2 separate regions of the Homo sapiens genome follow, and region 2 is linked to region 1. A link is an interaction called in ENCODE POLR2A ChIA-PET data of the cell type or tissue named here. Cell type or tissue: MCF 10A. All regions are shown on one strand. Each heading gives the region's core, and the rest is flanking DNA. Links, peaks and the distances in the headings are about the cores only. Region 1 has its middle 130 kb from the start of LINC02674. Region 2 has its middle 81 kb from the start of LINC02674.

The links. Peaks named below come from ENCODE experiments on the same cell type or tissue, not always from the same donor. Only the 100,000 strongest peaks of a DNase experiment are listed, where the experiment ranks them.
Region 2: POLR2A ChIA-PET joins it to region 1 with 7 read pairs; 2 of 35 experiments call an interaction of 5 or more read pairs at or near these places.

Annotation. Positions count from the first base shown.
Region 1 is chr10:117,857,808-117,863,193 of GRCh38, reverse strand. No RefSeq gene overlaps it. Among named protein-coding and RNA genes, the nearest start is that of LINC02674, 130 kb to the right of the region's middle. In MCF 10A, for the core only: a CTCF peak has its summit at 2,156 (motif pointing left); no DNase peak of the experiment used is centred there.
Region 2 is chr10:117,651,243-117,656,628 of GRCh38, reverse strand. No RefSeq gene overlaps it. Among named protein-coding and RNA genes, the nearest start is that of LINC02674, 81 kb to the left of the region's middle. In MCF 10A, for the core only: no CTCF peak of the experiment used is centred there; a DNase peak (open chromatin) is centred at 3,308.

The sequences.
Region 1 (5,386 bases), core at 130-5,129:
ACCTTCTGAAACATCATAGGAGTGCCAAAACAATGAAAAAGGCCAATGTGAATAAGAAAAAGCATGCATCATGGATCTGCAACAAACTGATGAAGAATATCTCCAAATGAGAACTGACAATAGAATTTCACCCATCAGTCAAGGCATCTGTCCTTAGACCAGAAGTCACTGACTACTAAGAGCTTGCCAGTCCTAGTCCTGCCATGTTAACTTGCCTCACAAACAAAGATTCCAAGAACCACACGTTTTTAATTATGCAAAGTAAAGGTTGATGAATGATTCATACAACTAATCTAAACTTGGGCCAGGTTAAAATAATACTGTGTAATAACTTATATTTATACAGCTCATGAGAGCACTTTTCCTTTGAGCTTAAAGTAGATTTCAGATAGTATCTCGTCTCTTCTCATAACATCTTTGTGAAATAGGCATGGTGAAGGTGTCAGGGTGTCCTCTTTTCTTCCACAGACAGGGCAATAAAGGGCCAGAAAATTTCAGACCCAAGTCCAAGATCACACAGGATGGCAGACAGGAAGCCAGGACCATCTCTGCACTTAGGAGAGAAGTCATCTCAAGAATCTGGACACCATGGGACAGTGGCACTGGTCTTTGGAGCAGGCCTCCTTCCTGAAGGCAAGTGACCACAATAATGCTAGAGTTTGGAATCGTGACAGCTCCATGGCCATAACATTCCCTTTGTTTTGGTAGCTTCGGGGGATCAGAGGAAGATTTGAGGACCTAGGGACATAAGAAATGTCATTGTGAGTCAAACCTGTGGCTTGTCAGCTCCCAGATTCTTCTTCCCAACTAGGAAATGATGATTGAATCAGCCTGGCTGTTGGAGTAGACGCCATCTCTTTCCCTGACTCTCTCCGTTCTTCATCCTTCAGTCTGCCATTCTCTGTATCTTTGCCAGAGAGCTTTCTCTCCAGCCCTGGAAGTAAAGTGTCTTGCCCACTTCAAGCAGGCTAGGGTGCCTGAGCATTACATCCCCCCTACTGGAGTAGCGTGTGAATGTCTGTGCTTCTCAGTGGGTAGAATAGTAACTGGTAAAGAGGTGAAATGGTGGGCGGCCCTAATGCTTCTCGGGGTCTCCCCATGGGATTAAATTCCAGGCACCCAGTGGTCGCTGGCTGGATAACACACACTTTACAGTGGACTTCCCATGTCCATCTTATTTCCCAACAGACAGCCTGCCCAGAATTCTTGTCTCCAGTTCTGTTTCTGGGAGAACTCAAGCTATGACAACTGTCCTCTGATATAGTTTGCCTGTGTGTCCCTGCCCAAATCTCATGTTGAAATGTGATCTCTAGTGTCGGAGGCAAGGCCTGGTGGGAGGTGATTGGCTAATGGGTGCGGATTTCTCATGAGCGGTTTATCTCCATCCCTCTTGGTACTATCTTCGAGATAGTCAGGAAGTTCTTGGGAGGTCTGGTTGTTTAAAAGTGTGTGGCACCTCTCCCGACTCTCTCTCTTGCTCCTGCTCTGGCCATGTGATGTGCCTAGTTGCCCTTTGCCTTCTGCCATGATTGTCAGCTTCGCGAGGCCTCCTCAGAAGCTGAGCAGATACCAGCATCATGCTTCTTGTACAGCCTGCAGAACCGTGAACCAATTAACCCATTTTCTTCATAAATTACCCAGTCTCAGTATTTATTTATAGCAATGCAAGAACAGCCTAATACATCCTCTCTGACATCATCCTTGATGCCCTGATGACTCATTGCAGAGACACCATGCATGGACCAAGTCCCTAAAAAAACCTGTATTTATGCCGCTCTCAGGCTCAGTTTCCCCCCAAGTTCCCTGCACACCATGGGAAAAAGGAATATCATTAAGTCTGGGACAGAACCTGAGCAAAAAAGAATAAAAGTAGAACTGTGCTCTGAAAACCTGAAAATCCTCTCGGACTTCGTTTGGATTATTTTTTTCTTTTCAGTGTCTGGTGAGGGATGCATCAGGAAGTTAGAAATGAATGGACTTTTGCAATTCATATCCTCATTTTTTTAATGTAGTTGAGATGAGTTTTTTATTCTACCTATTGTATGGTCAATGGCACATATGAGAGCTGAAATGCTGTTTGAATTCATTTTCTTAGGTATGTCAACCATATGTGGTACACTGGAGAAATGTATGTCCATGTGATGAATATATTTGCCCTCTAGTGGCTTAGTGGTTATTTGCAGAATGTAAATCCACTTCATTCATTCAGTCAGTCAATCAAGGTAGTCTAGAGCCTTTATTTTGTTCCAGACACAGTGTTGAAGGCTAGTGAAATAAACAGTGATAGTCCCTGGCTTCATGGAGCTTACAGTTTTGTGAGGGAGATGGGTGTGAAAACAAGCTAACAGTAGGAATCAAAACACTGAAAAATGTGATTAGACCTATGAGGGAAGGCAGCATGGTGCTTTGAGAGAAAAGCAGAGCGTATTTAATTTGAAGTAAGACAAGAGTCCGTGAAGGCTGTCTAAGAAGTGATGTTTGAGCTAAAATCTGAAGGTGGAGTCATCGAGCAAAGGTTGTGGTGGGCGCAGGGGGACACTCTTAGCAGAGGGAACAGCATTTGCAAAGGTCCCAAGGATGGAAAGAGCTTGAAACACATTCTCAGAGGAAGGATCGCCTAGGGGTTAAAGGCATGTTGTGTAGATCCTGGCAGGGTGGGTCCAAAAGGTCCTATCTCTATTATTAGCTCTGTGACACTGGGTAGGACACTTAACTTCTCTGTGCCTCATCTGTAAAATAGGGTTTTCAATAATAATATCTCATAGTGTGAGACTCAAATAATAGCTCACAGTCTGAGGAGTCAAACATGTTTACACTGCTTGGATTACTCACCAGAGCAAGTGAGTTGAGTTGGCAAAGAATGGGCCACGCCTTAGGAGGCCATTGCCACCACATGCACACATGCACGCACACATGCACACACATGCACGTACACACACACTATTCCTAATGTCCCAGCGCTTCCCTATCTTGAATATCAATTCACTATTCTTCAGAGCATTGCTACTCAGAGTGCAGGCTGAGGACTGGCAGCATCGGTATCACCTGGGAGCTTGTTTGAATTGGTCCCATCTCAGACCATCCGAATTAGAATCTGCATTTCCCAAGCCCTGGGGGACTCTGTTACACATTCAAGCCTGAGACGCACTGCTTTAGAGGCCTCCAACGCCAGACGGCTCAGTGTCAAAACACCACCAACAACACACATCCTATGGAAAGTGCTACCAGGTGACATCTCTTCCCTATTTTGGCTCCAACACTGTCCCCTTTAGCACACAGCTGGAATCTAAGATCCGAAGGAGAAGTTTCTTCTGTGGCTTACGAAGAGATTGAGAGGCTGGAGACAGGTACGTAGTTGCAAGATTTAGGTAATGAATTGTAGACTGTGAGAGAGGAAAATAATGATGTGAGGGGAGATAATAATCCAGGAGTACAGCTTTTCTTTTTTTCACAGCCCCCAAATTTTACCCCATGTCTTTCTAAAAATGACTCTCTAAAAACTGACAGTTCTCCCTTCCCTGATAATGTTTGGGCACCACTAGAATGACCCACCCTCACCCATCCAAAACGTGTGAATGACACCGCTATGTTGAGATGTGATCACATGTTTAATGATGCTGCTGTGAACATATTTGTTCAAAGGTGGGGAGCATATGAAAAAGTCATGCTGCCTTATGGAAAAAGACTAAAAAGTTTAACTTTATGTTTTTTAAACTCATTGACTTTTGATCTGTGTTTTATAAATAATCCATGACTTTAGGATGCTCCTAATATTATTTACAATGCAGATAAGTAAAACACAAAGGCTTATAAGCTGCTTGTATTATCTGAACATCAAGCAAGAATTTTTAGCACCATTTTCCTCTTAAATGTACGATTTAGATTTTGTCATATTTGTACTTACTTTGAACATTTCACACACACAGCACAAAAGATTCTGATGCAACATTTCCTTTGATAGCTTATTATACTCAATGTGAATTCTAAATCAAATCTTGTTACCAAATAACACTGCACGTTAAAGGTTTTCAGAGTTCATTTGCAAAATAAATAATAAGCCCATAATCATCTCAAATGGAAACAAATCAAGGATGCATTCCTAATAAATTTGCGTTATGTTTGATCATTTTTGTGATAAAAGTACCCTTAGCAGGGAGAAATTGGCTGAAAAATAATTAATCAGCTGGACAGGCCAGTCTCTTCTTTAGTCTTTTAAACATGTCTTCTAAATAACATCCATTTGATGATACGTCTCTACCTGTGTTTAAAGTCCACTCACTGAGAGTGACTGAAGGATTTCTATTAGGAGCTCTTGAGAAAGGATCCCTCCATCTCACCAGGAAATAAATCTATGTCTCTATGGCAGAAGATATAGGGAGGTTCTAAATTGTTTAAATATTGAACATACTTGACACTTTTCTTCCCTGGCCTCATGCTGGAGTCTTTTGAGACAGTGAAGATGTATGCACATGGAGGGGGCTTGAAGTTTGAGAATTCATTCGTTCAAAAATGTGCATCATTCAATTCAGAGAGCTGAAGCAAAAGGTGGGGATTGTATTAAAATGTACCATATAACCTGTACAATTTTTTTTTATTTTATTATACTTTAAGTTTTACGGTACATGTGCACAACGTGTAGGTTTGTTACCTGTACAATATTTTAAGTAGCCTTAAATAATCAATACATGGAAATGTAGAGAAACTTCTCCCAAAGTCACACCATCCCATTTGTAAGGCTGCCCCTCTAACTGTACATTGCTATTGAATAGTAGCTGTTTTACCAGATTTGCAGTTTTGTGAATGTGCCTGCAGCTCTTTAAGGAAAAGATGCATTCTCACATTCATCTTTGTTCTTTTCACATCTGGTTCCAAGTGAGTGCTCAATAGATACTGGGTGGATACATGGATGGATAGATGGATGGATGGATGGATGGATGGATTGATGGATGGATGGATGGATGGATAATGGATAAAAGGCAGGAATGATCATGAATGGCTAGATAGCACGCTGTCTCTCCAATTAGGTTTGAATTGTTGAAGAGTAGAGGTGAAGGGAAATGAAGTAGGATATTATTTTAGATTGTATTCTTTTGATTTTGTATAAAATTCATTCAAACTGCCACAGCCAAAAATAAAAATGTATGGGTCATGTAACTGAAAGGTCCAAAAAATAGATCCTGCTTCAAGCAGGGCTGGATCAATATGCTAGGATGACATCCTTGGGGGGCTTGGTTGTTGCTCTTTTTTTTCTTTTTTGCCTCTGCATCCCTCCACACTGGCTTCACTCTCGAGCATTTTCAGGTTTACATGGTCATTCCAGTACTTGCTGCTGGTTTCTTTCTTCCTCCCTTTCCCTCCTCCACTCCTCACTTCCATCCTAAACACA
Region 2 (5,386 bases), core at 263-5,262, 210 kb after region 1:
TGGTTGATTGGTTGATTGATGGAACGAGAGACTGAGAAAGAAGATAAGTAGAGAGGTAGATATAGATAAGTAATTAGATAGATAGATAGATAGATAGATAGATAGATAGATAGATGGATAGATAGATAGATAGATAGATGGAAGTCCATTCATGAATATTGACATATATGGAAAACTGCATGTGTGTATGTTTGTGTGTGTGTCTCCACAAACGGAGAGACAGAAAATAATATCTGTAATATTTTTACCTAATGGTAATAGTTGGAGTGATTTTTAAACCTAAACTTTCTTTTTCATACATTGTTGCACTGTTGAAAATTTTTAATTATTATTATATTTCTATTTATAAAAATCAACAAACTGATTTTTACTCTTTAAAATACATTAGGAAAACACTCAGCTCGGAGCTTCCTAGCAGCCAAAGAAGAAAGGAAACTACAATCAATGACAGTCTAACTATGCATGGTATCCACCAGATGAAACACAAACCAACCCAAGGAGAGCACAGCAGTTTCTCAGAGGAGACATGACTTTTCCAGGCCCTGAGGTCTGATGGAGGAGATGCTGACTGGTGTGGAGTGTGGCTTCCTCACCACCTGCCTTCAGTAATCCGGCAAAGGGTTGGATGCTGGTCCTTATTACACCACTCCAGGCTTTCCAAGAGCATGAGAGAATATGTGCTCATCTGTCCCAGCTAGGGGAAAGCACCAGGTGGCTATTACCTGTGGCCTCTGGCTAGCAAGCTGGACCCTTCTCTAAGACGTATTCCCACCAGCCAGTGATTTTCCATTGAGGTGGGATAGATTGTGGTGAGGCCACTTGAGGGAAGGGCCCATCTTTTCCCTTCCTCCTGCCCCTAATAACACACTCTAACCTCCAGTCATGAAAGCTGCCACACAGTTCTCATACTGATTGCTACCATTTCCTCTTAACTAGAAAATACTTCAAACTGTTGCCAATGCCTGATACCAGAAAGACCTTCCTCATCATCCAGGGGTCAGTTTACACACCACCTCCTCCAGGGAACCTTCCCTGAGCCCAGCAAGGAGAGGGATGGAATCAGGATCCCAGTGAAGGACTAAACTTAGAGAAGGAGGTGGAGGAGGAGGACCCTCCGAGGATGAGGGGATGACACTCAGACAAATTGAGGCACCTTGAGAGGAAAGTTGGAGGCCAGGAGCCCACATCTGTGGCCTGGCTCCTCTCAGTAAAGAAAAGGCAGGAACCCTCTTCCCAGAATGGCACAGTTAAAATGGTCCTCCAACCTTGAGACTGGAGAGAAATCACAGAGCTGAGGGAGAGCTGTTTGGGGGTTCTCCACAGGCTTCTAGACTTGGGGGAAGAGGAAATTAACACAGGCATCACACCTATGGAGTCCCATGGCAATTCCTGGGGCAGTAGGGTGGGGCGGGGCAGGAGGAGTGAGAATCTGAGCCTTAGTTCCCAATCTGTAAAATAGTGCAAATATCTCATGCCCAGCTACTCCACAGGAAGACTATGAAAGTCAAATGGGGTAAAGAATGAGCTTCATGTACAAACCATATAATGGTCCTAAAATATGAAGGCTAGAACTATTATTGCTCCTTGAACCTACAAATAAATATTGGGATAGATCCACAGATCCTTTGAGCTTCTTTTTAACAGCATTTTGGGAGCTTAAAGAGAGTTTTTATCATAAACTGGGGAACAAGAAATAGTACCTTTTTTTTTTTGGTTCTCTCATATGTCCACCTACAATAGATTGTACTTGAAGAGAAAATAATATACAATAAAGTAAAATCTACCAGCACCAGATGAACTGAAATAACTCAATTATAAGAGGCTAGCCCATGATATCATTTACAACTGCATGTCATTATTGTCATCCCAGGTAACTAGAAGTGAGACTCTTAAAAAGATGGCCTATAGGATATCCTATCTCTCTCTCTCTCTCTCTCTCTCTCTCTCTCTCTCTGTCCATTCCCTTTCATCTGGGCTTGTTCTTGTGACTTACTTTGACCAATGGGACATTAGCAATCATGACATAAGTAGTGTCTTTAAAATAATGATTGCACATTGAGAGATTTCTCCCTTGTTGCTCTTGGAACCCTGTAACTGCCATGAGGGCAAACCTGGGCTAGCATTTTGGAAGATGAGGGATCACATGGGAGAAGCCTCTATTATCTCAGTAATTTCAGATGATGCCATCATCACATGCCAGCCCCAGCCAACATACTACCTGACTGCAGAGACATGAGTAAGCCCAGCCAAGATCAGCCCAGCCCAGCAAAGACCAGAAGAACCACCCAGCTGAGCCCAGGCCAATTGCTAACCTACAGAATTTTTACCTAAATAAGCAATTTAAGCCATTAACACTGGGGCAGTTTGACATGCAGCAAAAGTTAACTCTATATTGTGGTATCCCAGAATGAGTCAGCAGACTGGGACCCTGTTCCTAACTCATTGTGTGACCTTTGGTAAGTCACTAAACCTTTCTGGTGCCTAGTTTCTTCCACTAAAAATGAGGAGATTAAATTAAATGATCATTAAAGGCCCCTTCTAGTTCTGTCTCATTCTGTGATACTAAATCTTATTAACAAAAATATCATGAATGTGGTAAAATTGTATGAACCAGCTGACGCATAGCACAGTATCTGGGGCTTTTTTTTTTTTTTTTTTTATGTGCCTAAATGTCAAGCTCTGAGATTTAGCTACCTGACGAGGGAGCACAAATATAAAATGCTTCGTCAGTTTTCTAATGGTGTTGTTGGATTCTGGGCTAAAATATGAAGTTGAAAAATGCTGACCAGAAAGAAACTGTAGCTTATGCTGGCATGTAAAGAAACGAAATTACTGTCAACATCTAAATCCAGAAAGAGCTTTCTGTTGGGATGTAAAGGCTTCAGAAAATGCAGGAGCAGAGCAGGGGCTAGGCCTTTCAGAAAAGAAATCCCCCAGATCTTAATGAGAAGAAAAACCTTAGTGAACCTCAAGAATTTGCTCAACTCCCATATTCAAACTTCTACCTATCTGGAAACTGATCCAACAACTTATTTTTCGAAAGTCAGTAAGAAGAAAAATTAAAACATGTGTAGCATATATATATTTTCTTTGTTTTCTTAAATGATCAAACTAGATCATAATGAACATCTAACTGCTCTCTGGAAGGAGCTGTAATTTCATGAAAGTGAAGGTGTACACTAGCCAAGAGAGTTGTTGCTTTTCTAACCCAGAATCAGTGCTAAGGAGGACCCAGAGACTGATGATGCTGGTGCATTCCACATTGCAGTGGCTGAGGTGAAGAGTTACTATTCCAGAAATGAGTCATTAACATGAGTCATTTCACAAACTGGGGTGTGGAAACCCCTGTGTTACTGCCTGAGAGCACACAAGCCTGACTCACTTGAAGGGTTTCTTTTTCTTTTTTTTTTTTTTTGAGGAGGTAGTATTTTTATATAAAAGTAAACCTGAGCACATCTTGAAATCAAATGCAAAATGTACATTAATTTTCCAATAAAACATCAAAGAAGTGTCCTCCTTCCAGCATGTGTCTTCAGGGGTACATGGCTACTCTCATCTGTCATGAGGGTTACTTGTGTGGCCAAGAGTGAGAGGCCCAGTATTAGGTAATCTCCAGGGGCTAAAATGTTCCCAAAGCAAGCCACTTTGAGTGACATTTTCCAAGTAAAGAAAATTACCCAAGACACTGCATTTCTTCTGAGAGATTGTCTGGAGCCACAATATTGGTTTATTATATACAGCTTCCTAGGCTTGTCTCTTAGAGACAGGCCTGAAGCCACCAAGCTCCCAAAACCATGCAAGGAACTTACACACATACACATTCCCCTCCCAGGTTGGAGCAGAGAGAATTCTGGAAGGGGCTCTCCCAGTGGAGGTCAGAAGTAGCAGCACTCTCTTCTCCCAGAGCTTCTGCTTAGCCTGAGTACCCTAACACAGATCCACAACTCACCCTCACTAGCCAAGCCCAGAGTAAAAACCCTAAAACTCTTCCCCTTGGGGGGCAATCATCTCTCCTTTGCTTTCACCTGAAGAGCAGTAGCTTGGCCCATACATTCCTTTTCCTAAACACTACCCTAGAACAATAAGGAAACAATTTCAACCAATCAGCCCAATGCTTGATCTTAAGGAGCCCAGATCACTGAAAACGGAATGATTCGATGAGCTGAGACCACTCTATCAAGGATCCTCTCCTCCCAGTTCCTCTTGAGCTTGCATATTTGTTCAGCAAACATTTGACCATGCCCTGACTCTAGGCTAGACCTGTTCTAGGCCCCTGTGGTTCAGAGGTCCCTCTCTGATGGAGCTGATGTCCAGGGAGGGAGATAACATTAAACAAGTAAATGCACAAATATTCGTACATAGGGAGGCCACATACTCTTGAGTATTTATTAGCCAAGTGTCCACATTCATGAGGTTTCATAGAGAAACAGAAATTAGCCTGAGAATTTCAAAAATATTCAGTGAACTAACCACTTGTAAGATCAGTGTCTACTCAAACAACATACATAATGTCAGCATCTATCACAGCCCAAAGAGCTGTCATCATTTCTGTTCCATCTCTCCTTGTTTTTTGTTTGTTTGTTTCTTTCTTTCTGTTATCTGACAGTATGATGCAATTGCAGTACAAACAAATTGAAAAAAAAAATTGAAGACTTTACCAAAGCTGTAGGATTTTATGATGTCTACGACAGTGATGCTAAAGAACAGCTTAAACCCCAGGCCAAGCCAATGATAGATGAAGCTCTGACAGTTAGATCACGTAACAACAGAGAGAGAGGGATTTGCCACGGATGATGAATTCATAGTCAAAACAGAATGGTTGGATCAAGTGGTTAAAGGAAGCCCTTGGGCAAATGCATAAAGACCTAGACCCTTTCTGCAATAAACAGCTTTCTTTATGTTTTTGTTTTAAAGAATTTTTTTTTAAAATTACAAAACAAGGGAGGCCATCTCATGCCATTATCCGATTTTGTCATAAAAATTATATTGCTTGAAATTATCAACATCTGATTCAACTTTTGTCCACTCTAAACTTCAGTGTGTGGTTGAAATTAGAATCTAAAATTGGGTAAGTATAAGATAAAAATAAATTTATGTTCATAATTTCTAATCTCCGTTTTCAAGAAAATCTTAATCAAATCTTCTTTAAATCCCATTTCCCATGAAATACTGGCTCCTATGTTAAGTGGGCTTGGTCTGAGGTGTCCTTTCAGGGAGGATCACCTCAGGATAACAAGGCCCTCTGTCATCACACTGGTATGAGTGCCATAAAGGAGAATCCAGAGGGCTATAAGACCCAAAGCGGGTTTAGCTGGTCTAGGAAAGTGACATCACAGCTGAGACTTGAAAGCACAGGAGCCTGGAGGTGAGAACATGCCCAAAAGGA